2 separate regions of the Homo sapiens genome follow, and region 2 is linked to region 1. Evidence: chromatin loops called from intact Hi-C (ENCODE). Cell type or tissue: dorsolateral prefrontal cortex. All regions are shown on one strand. Each heading gives the region's core, and the rest is flanking DNA. Links, peaks and the distances in the headings are about the cores only. Region 1 has its middle 400 kb from the start of DMAC1. Region 2 has its middle 340 kb from the start of DMAC1.

The links. A loop is a pair of places that touch in the nucleus more often than their neighbours do. Peaks named below come from ENCODE experiments on the same cell type or tissue, not always from the same donor. Only the 100,000 strongest peaks of a DNase experiment are listed, where the experiment ranks them.
Region 2: a loop joins it to region 1, with 4 times the contacts of the local background. A loop is called at or near these places in 3 of 110 quality-filtered maps.

The regions. Positions count from the first base shown.
Region 1 is chr9:8,192,869-8,197,267 of GRCh38, reverse strand. No RefSeq gene overlaps it. Among named protein-coding and RNA genes, the nearest start is that of DMAC1, 400 kb to the right of the region's middle. In dorsolateral prefrontal cortex, for the core only: no CTCF peak of the experiment used is centred there; no DNase peak of the experiment used is centred there.
Region 2 is chr9:8,133,273-8,137,671 of GRCh38, reverse strand. No RefSeq gene overlaps it. Among named protein-coding and RNA genes, the nearest start is that of DMAC1, 340 kb to the right of the region's middle. In dorsolateral prefrontal cortex, for the core only: no CTCF peak of the experiment used is centred there; no DNase peak of the experiment used is centred there; H3K27ac peaks cover 959 bases.

The DNA.
Region 1 (4,399 bases), core at 278-4,277:
GTTAGATTTATTATATCTTATCTTTAGCTCTCACAGTACTATGGTTTGTGATCTGGTTCCTGTCCAGCCTCAATTGTCACTCTTTCCCCACCTGCTTACCAAGCTGCAGTCACTTGGTTTCTAAGCATGGAGGCTCACACTTCATCCCACCTTACCTCTATTGTGGTGTGGTCTGTGCCATGAATCCTGCCTTCTGCTTATCTTTCTAGTGAATGTTGCATGCTCAGAAACTTTACTTATTGCTTCCCCTGTAAATCTCTTCCTCTTCCTCATCTCATCTCATTCCACTAAACATAGCTGTTTTCTCCTTCCCACTTCCATTGCACTGTGTCTACAGTAATAAAGTGTTTAAAGTCTGACTTTTTCTCTAGGGAATAGGATTCATGAGGGCAGGTACTACATTGTGAGTGTTTGGGCTAGTCTGCAGCCCAGGGAAGCTGATGCCTAGATATCTGGTGATTTTGTGACTCTAACCCACTTGACTCAAAGGGAAGCTACCTAGAGATCCACTTTTCTTTTTTGGTGGGGAGGAGAGGTTAATATTTTATTATTGTTATTATTATTAAATTCCAAATTTTATTTTAGATTCTGGAGTACATGGGCAGGTTTGCTACATGGGTATATTGCGTGATACTGGGGTTTGGGGTACAATTTATCCCATCACCCAGGTAGTAACATAGTATCCAATAGTTTTTCAATCCTTGCCCCCTTCTCCTACTTCCACCAATAGGGTTCCCAGTGTCTATTGCTGCTGTTCTTATGTCCATGAGTGCCCAATATTTACCTCCTATTTTTGAGTAAAAATATGCAGTATTTGGCTCTCTATTCCTGTATTAATTCACTTAGGATAATGGCCTCCAGCCACTCCATGTGGCTGCAGAGGACATGATTTTGTTTTTTTTTATGACTGCATAGTATTCCATGGTATATGCATACTACCATTGATGGGCATCCAGGTTGATTCCATGTCTTTGCTATTGTGAATAGTGCTACAGTGAAGACATAAGTGTATGTGTCTTTTTCGTCGAAAAACTTATTTTCTGTTGGATATATACCTAGTAATGAGATTGCTGTGTTGAATGGTAGTTTTAAGTTCTTTGAGAAATCTCCAAACTGCTTTCCACAGTGGTTGAACTAATTTACATTCCCATCGACAGCCATAAGCATTCCCTTTTCTGCACAGCCTCACCAACATCTGTTGATTTTTGAGTTTTTAATAATAGCCCTTCTGACTGGTGTGAGATGGTATCTCAGTGTGTTTTGATTTGCATTCTCAGATGATTAGTGATGTTGAGCATTTTTTCCTGTTTGTTGGCCCCTTGTATATCCTCTTTTGAGATGAGTTTTCTCATGTCTTTTGCTCACTTTTTAATAGGATTATTTGTTTTTTGCTTGTTCAATTGTTTAAGCTCCTTAGATACTCTGGATATCAGACTTTTGTTTGATGCATAGTTTATGAATATTTTATACCATTCTGTAGGTTATCTATTTACTTTGCTAACAGTTTCTTTTGCCGTGCAGAAGTTCTTTAGTTTAAGTCCTACTGGTCAATATTTATTTTTGTTGCAGTTTTTTTTTTGAGAACTTGGTTATGAATTCTTTCCTAAGACCAGTGTCCAGAATTGTGTTCCTGCCTATGTTTTCTTCTAGGATTCCTATAGTTTGAAGTCTTAAATTTAAATCTTTAATCTACTTTGAGTTAATTCTTGTATATGGTTAAGAGTAAGGATCCAGTTTCATTCCTCTGCAGCATTTATTGAATAGAGGGTTCTTTCCCCATTGCTCATTTTTGTTGACTTGTGGAAGATCAGATAGATGTAGGTGTGTGACTTTATTTCTCAGTTTTCTATTCTGTTCCATTTTTCTATGTGTCTGTTTTTGTACCAGTATCATGCTCTTTTGGTTACTATAGTATTAGAGTATAGTTTGAAGTCGGGTAACGTGATGTTTCCAGCTTTGTCCTTTTTGCTTAGGGTTGCTTTGGCTATTTGTCTATTTTTGTTCCATATGAATTTTAGAATAGTTTTTTCTAGCTCTGTGAAAAATGACATTGGTAGTTTGATAGGAATCTATAGAATGATTTGGGTGGTATGATAATTTTATCAATGTTGATTATCCAATCAATACACATGGAATGTCTTTCCATTTGTTTTGTCATCCATGATTTTTTCCAGCAGATCTCTCCTTGTAGAGATCTTTCATCTCCTTGGTTGGTTGTATTCCTAGACATTACATACATTTTTGGCTATTGTAAATGGGACTGCATTTTAAACTTTATTCTTATCTTGAATATTATTGGTGTATAGAAATACTAGTTATTTTTGTATATTGATTTTATATCCTGAAACTTTACTAAAGTCATTTATCAGTTCCAGGATCATTTTGGTGGATTTTCTAAATGGGTTTTCTAGGTATGGAATCATATCATCAGTTAAGAGAGATAGTTCGACTTTTTCTTTTCTTATTTAGATGTATTTTATTTCTTTTTATTCCCCAATTGCTTTGACTAGGACTTCCAGTACCATGTTGAATAGGAGTGGTGAGAGTGAACATTCTTGTCTTATTGCAGTTCTCATGGGGAATCATTCCAGCTTTGCCCCATTCAGTATGATGTTAACTGTGGGTTTGTCATAGATAGCTTTTAATATTGTAGAGAATTTTCCTCTGATGCCTAGTTGGTTGAGCTTTTTATTCTGAAGGGATGTTGAATTTTATTGAAACCCTTTTCTCTGTCTATTGGCATAATTATATGATTTTGTTCTTAATTCTGTTTATGTGGTGAATCACATTTATTGATTTGCGTATGTTGAACCAACCTTGGATCTCAAGAATGGAGCTTGCTTGATTGTGATGGATTAACTTTTTGATGTGCTGCTGCTTGTTTGGTTTGCTAATGTTTTGTTCAGACTTTTTGCATCTATCTTCACCAAGGATATTGGCTTGTAGTTTTCCTTTTTTTGTGTGTCTTTTCTAGGTTTTATTGGCAGGGTGATGCTGGCTTAGTAGAATGAGTTAGTGAGGAGCTCCTCTCTTTCATTTTTTGAAATTGTTTCAGAATTGGTACAAGTTCCTTTTTGTATATCTGGTAAAATTCAGCTGTAAATCTATCTGGACTGGGGCTTTTTGTGGCTGGCAGTTTTCTGTTACTGATTCAATTTCAGAACTCAATATTGGTCTGTTCAAGGCTTCAATTTCTTCCTGATTCAATCATGGGAGATGGTGTGTTTTCAGGAATTTATCCATTCCCTTTGGATTTTCTAGTTTGTGTCAATGGAAGCATTTACAATAGTTTCCGAGGATCTTTTGTATTTCTGTGGGATCAATTGTAATGTCTCCAACATTTCTCATTGTAGTTATTTGGGTCTTCTTTTTGTTGTTGTTGTTAATCTAGCTAACAGTCTATATACCTTGTTTATCATTTCAAATAATCAACTTTTGGTTTTGTCAGTTCTTTGTATGGATTTTGGGGTCTCATTTTGTTTAGTGCTGCTGCGATTTTAGTTATTATCTTCTGCTAGCTTTGGAGCTGGTTTGTTCTGTTTTTTTCTAGTTCCTGTAGGTGTGATAATAGATTATTCATAAGAGGTCTTTCTAACTTTTTGAGGTAGACATTTATCACTGTGAGCATTAGTCTTAACACTGATTTTTTTGCATCCCGGAGATTTCACTATGTAGAGTCCCTGTTTTCAATTATTTCAATTTTTTTTCTTTGCTTTCTGCTTTAATTTCATTGTTTACCCAAAGGTCATTCAGGTATAAATTGTTTAAATTCATGTAATTGTGGGTTTCGGGATAACTTCTTGGTATTGATTTCTATACTTCTATGGTCTGAGAGTATTATTGCTATGATTTTGCTTTTGTTAAAAAAATTATTAAGACTTGCTTTATGGCAAAGAATGAGGTTGATCTTGGAGTATGTTCTGTGCGCAGGTGAGAATAATGTATATTTTGTGGTTGATGGGTGGTGTATTCTGTAAATATCTATTTGGTCCAATTGGTCGTGTCAAAATTTAGAATTTTTTGCTAGTTTTCTGCCTCAATGTCCTAACACAATAAGTAGGGGGTTGAAGCCCCCCACTATTATTGTATAGTTGTCTCAGCCTTTTCATAGGTCTGGAAGTACTTGCTTTATTAATTTTCTCCAATGTTGGGTGTATATATACTTAGGATAGTTAAGTCTTCTTGTTGTGTAATGTTCTTTTTTGTCCTTTGGTACTGTTGTTGGTTTAAAGTTCGTTTTATCTGATGTAAGAATAGAAGCCCCAGTTCTTTTTTGTATTCCATTTGAGTGATCTTCTCTGATCCTTTGCTTTGAGCCTATGGGGGTTGCTACGTGTGAGAGGGTTCTCTTGAAGACCCGTATTGGATGGGTCTTTTTTTTTTTAATAATTCTATTTGC
Region 2 (4,399 bases), core at 295-4,294, 60 kb after region 1:
CAGTTAGTACTATGCCTAGAGAATAGATTTTACTCAAGAGGCTTAGAGGCTTCTCAGAACTTCTTGGAGAATTAACACATTTGACCCTAACAGTGAATACAGGGTTGCATTTGCATCCACCTGTAACCTACACTTGTCCATCTGATAATCCATTAACTAAACTAAGCACTGGAAAATCTTGTAAAATTCTCAGTTTCTCTGAAAAGGCATAATTTCTGGAGGTGCAGACATGACTATCAGAATTAAACCACCAGAACTTCCTAGAAGGGCAGAAGTACATCAAACTCACTTGGCAAGATACTTGTGGCTTAGAGGAAATTTAAAATCCATGGGCTACTCTCCATTTAACTCCACAAGTTATTCACATTTATTTGTTGGCAGTTCACTGGAATTGGTCTATTCCTGAAATTGAAGGACTAATAGGGCTCATTATGGTCCAGCATGCTTCCTTTTCATGGGCCCTGCCTAGCACAGGGCAGTAAACCATTAATTTAAAATAGGTCTCTGAAAAACATAGGGTGATAAAGCAAAGAAGATGCAAGCCAAGTTGCCTTTATGCTCAAATCTCTGTTATTAACATTTAAACTCCTTTTCCCTCCTACCCCTGAATTTTATTGTAGGGGTGTGTGTGTGTGTGTGTGTGTGTGTGTGTGAGAAAGGTGAGGGAAGAGAGATGTTTTGGTAATTGAGTTAAAAAATGTGTCAATCTTTCTGTCTGAAGCAGTTCTCTAGTGTGGCTGGAGATGAATGCCGTAGAGATAGAACAAAGTTGTCTTTAGGAAGTAGCATAGAGGGGGACAGAAGGTGGTGGGGATGGCAGAGGTGACTTGCATGCTTGCTATTTACCTTTTCCTGTAAATTACCAGTCACTACACCTGGTTTTGCCCCAGTACTATGCTTGCTCTGTGGTCTTGGCTAAGTCAGATGACCTTTGAATTGGTCTTCTCATCTGTAAAATAGGGTTAATGCCTTACTGGGTCATGGTAAGAATTAAGTGACAGACCATATGTGATAACCTATTTTAAATTAATGGTTTACTTCCCTGTGCTAGGCAGGGCCCATGAAAAGGAAGTATACTGGACCACAATGAGCCCTGTTATGCTTTCGGTTGGCAGATTCTTGCTGCATATCAAGTGATCAATAAATATTAGTTTCTTCCTCCTGGAAACTCAAAAGCAAAGTTTGTGAGAAAGTTCCATTATATGAAGGACACTTAAAGGCATGTATCAAATTCCAGCTCTTCCACTAGAATGTCAGCATGTTGTTAAATGTGCTGTATCTGTGCAAAGAGAATGAATTGAAACGGTTCATGCAAATCCTATTGAAATTTAAAAAAATCAAAACTTCAGGCAGGATATACAAAGAAGATGATTTCCTTTAGATCTGAAGCCTGATTTTCTTTCAACCCTCTCTGATTTCTTTTAAGCTCTGGGTACCCAGACATATGCATATATTTTGGCTGCTTGGAAACATAATTGGTTTCTCTGGTGACTTGGCACTCTTCTTTTTCCAGATTTCTCCTTTCTTCTCTTCTAATAGAAGCACTGCCATTCTTCCTTCAAGTAATAGGTGCTTGATACATATCCCCAGCTGTGACCTGTGGTTAGTTGGCTGGCTTTTCCTCCTTTTTCTACCCATGGGTAGTATATGTTCTTTTTATGATACATGAATTTGAGATTGCATAACTTTTGATGCAATTCCTTTATGGCTTTACTGGGTAATGAGTGAAAGGATTGGAAATAATGTTTGGGGGAAAAAGGAATGGGAACATTTCTAATTCCATGAAAGACTTGATTTAGAATATTTCCCTCTGGTCCGATCTGGAGAGTCCTGCTGCAATATAGATTGCTTTGATAAAGGCTTTCTTTAAAATGCACTGAAGTGAATTCAGAATTCCATTTTTTTCAAAAAGTGAAATAAGTACAGAACATTTATATACTTTGCTCATTTACTAGTTAAAAGGATTCAGCGAGATTTCAAAGAAATAATTTAGAGATAGTTAAAACCTAGGCTACATAATAGGTATGTACTTGGTGCTATATTTTACTATAAACTATTGATGCTTAGCCTTATCACAAGTCCAGCTGGAAATCCACTGAATTTCTACATTCTTATAATTTGCATATTTGTTGATATATTCCTATCAGTGCTAAAAATAAAATATAAATTTATCAAATGACTGTGTGTCAGGCTCTGTTCTAAAAGCTTTATATATATTATTTAATGCTCCCATCAATACTTTAATGAAGGTATTATTATCATTCCCATTTTATAGATAAGACTACTGAGGTATTAAATAATAAGACACACAGATATTACATTTTACAGCTAGGATTCAAATCAATCTAAGTCCAGGATATCTGCTGCAATCACCAGTTGCCCACTGCGCCAAAATATGTTTTAGAAAAGAGTATCATTGTCCAGTCCTTTTTGTTACAAAGATGCTAATACAAGTAAGAATGTATAGATTGGGTTTACATGTCTTTATTGCATTTTTTTGTAGACTGATTGCAAAACTGACCTACATTTTCTGCACTTCCTCATATTCACATCCCTTATTAAAGACTTTGCAGCTGCTCCCATGAGGAATCTTTTCCCTCATCCCTCCTGGAAACCAGACTAGGCTTATGACTTGCTTTGATCAATACAATGTGGAAGAAGTAATAGTGGGCCAGTTCTCAGTCTATACTTCAAAAGGCATTGAGCCTTCCGTTCTAGCTTTCCCTCTGATACTTGCCACACCATGAGATCCAGCCTGAGACAGTCCACTGAAAGACAAAACATCGTGTTGAATGAAGTCATCCCTTTGACAGACCTCCCAGAACCCCCAGGCTCTGGCTGGCCTGCCACCTGACTGCAGACATGAGCAAACCCAGCAGAGATCAGCTGAGCCTAGCCCAGCTCAGCAGCACAGCCTTTCTAGCTTCTAAAACCACCAGAAATAATGAAGGGTTATTGTTTTCAGACAGTGAGTTTTGGGCGGTTTGTTATACAGAGGGCTAGCCAATACAGTGCTGATCTAATTGGAGGTATTTTTGTTAGTGTGTTTATGCCTTGGATTGGAGAGTTCTAGTAAGTTCAAATCTCTTAATCAACCTCCTCACTGAAAAACAAAACACAACTTCAGACAAAAACCAGAATTCACTTTGGGAGGCCGAGGCAGATGGATCACGAGATCAAGAGATCAAGACCATCCTGACCAACATGGTGAAATCTCGTCTCTACTAAAAATATAAAAAGTTAGCCAAGCATGGGGGCAGGCGCCTGTAGACCCAGCTACTTGGGAAGCTCAGACAGGAGAATCACTTGAACTTGGGAGGCGGAGGTTGCAGTGATCTGAGATTACGCCACTGCACTCCAGCCTGGCGACAGCAAGACTCCGTCTCAAAAAACAAACAAACAAAAAACCCCAAAATTCAAAAAAACTGAAAACAAAATAAGAAAAAAACAAGTTCCAAAGAGATTAGTAACTTTCATTCTTAGCTCCCTATTCCCGCCCATGGCCCTTCTTGCTATTGTTCAGTTTCTATCAGTTAGGATTTATTAAAGGCTATGTTAAAGCTGCAGGTTAGAAACAGCCCAGAAAAACCATACTAAATGGCTTCACCAGAAGTAAGATTTTAGCACATTTTAAAATGCTGAGCATGTATACACAACCTCGATTCTTTTTTTTTTTTTTTTGGTGATTGTCCAGACACATGACACTTGTTTTTTATTCTTCTATTGAGACCTTATGAATGGATGTGAAATATGATTGCCAACTAGGCTTAGCAGACCTTATAAAAGAAAAGCATTGTGGGACTTATCCATCAACTTAACACTCCCATCCCCCTTAAATCATAGAAATTCTAGAACTAGTATTTATTAGCTTGTTCTTTCTGTACATCAATTACCTTAGGCCCTATATGCCGCAGCTCCATCAAAAGCATTAAATAGTTCCCAGTGGCAAATTCCTGGTTATCTTTAGCTCATGCTGTTAAGTAAGTTTCCACAGTCTTTATAGCTCCAGCTTTTATTGTATTTTTTAAAAGACTTGGTTTCAGCTGTTAAAGCTCAAAACGTTGACTTAAAGGGAAATACTTGCCAGTGTGTGGGTGTAGAATTTGACTTTTCAGCTTTACGAAGGCCAGTGGGTTTGGGGCATCCCTGCTATACTGGAGAGCTTTCCAAAAGCTGATTGCTTGAGTTTCTGATGTTAATATATTACATCTATGTTTCTAACAAATTGATTAGCCCTTCTACCTTGCAGTGTCCTTAACCAGTTATCTGGCCTGCCTCAGCTTTCTTTATCGGGAGGACTTCATGCTTTACAAGCAAACTTTCTGCATCTTTTGAGTTTGCTATTTTCTGGATGGTGGGAGTAGGGGTGCAAGCCCATCGGTAGCTCCCCACATGCCTA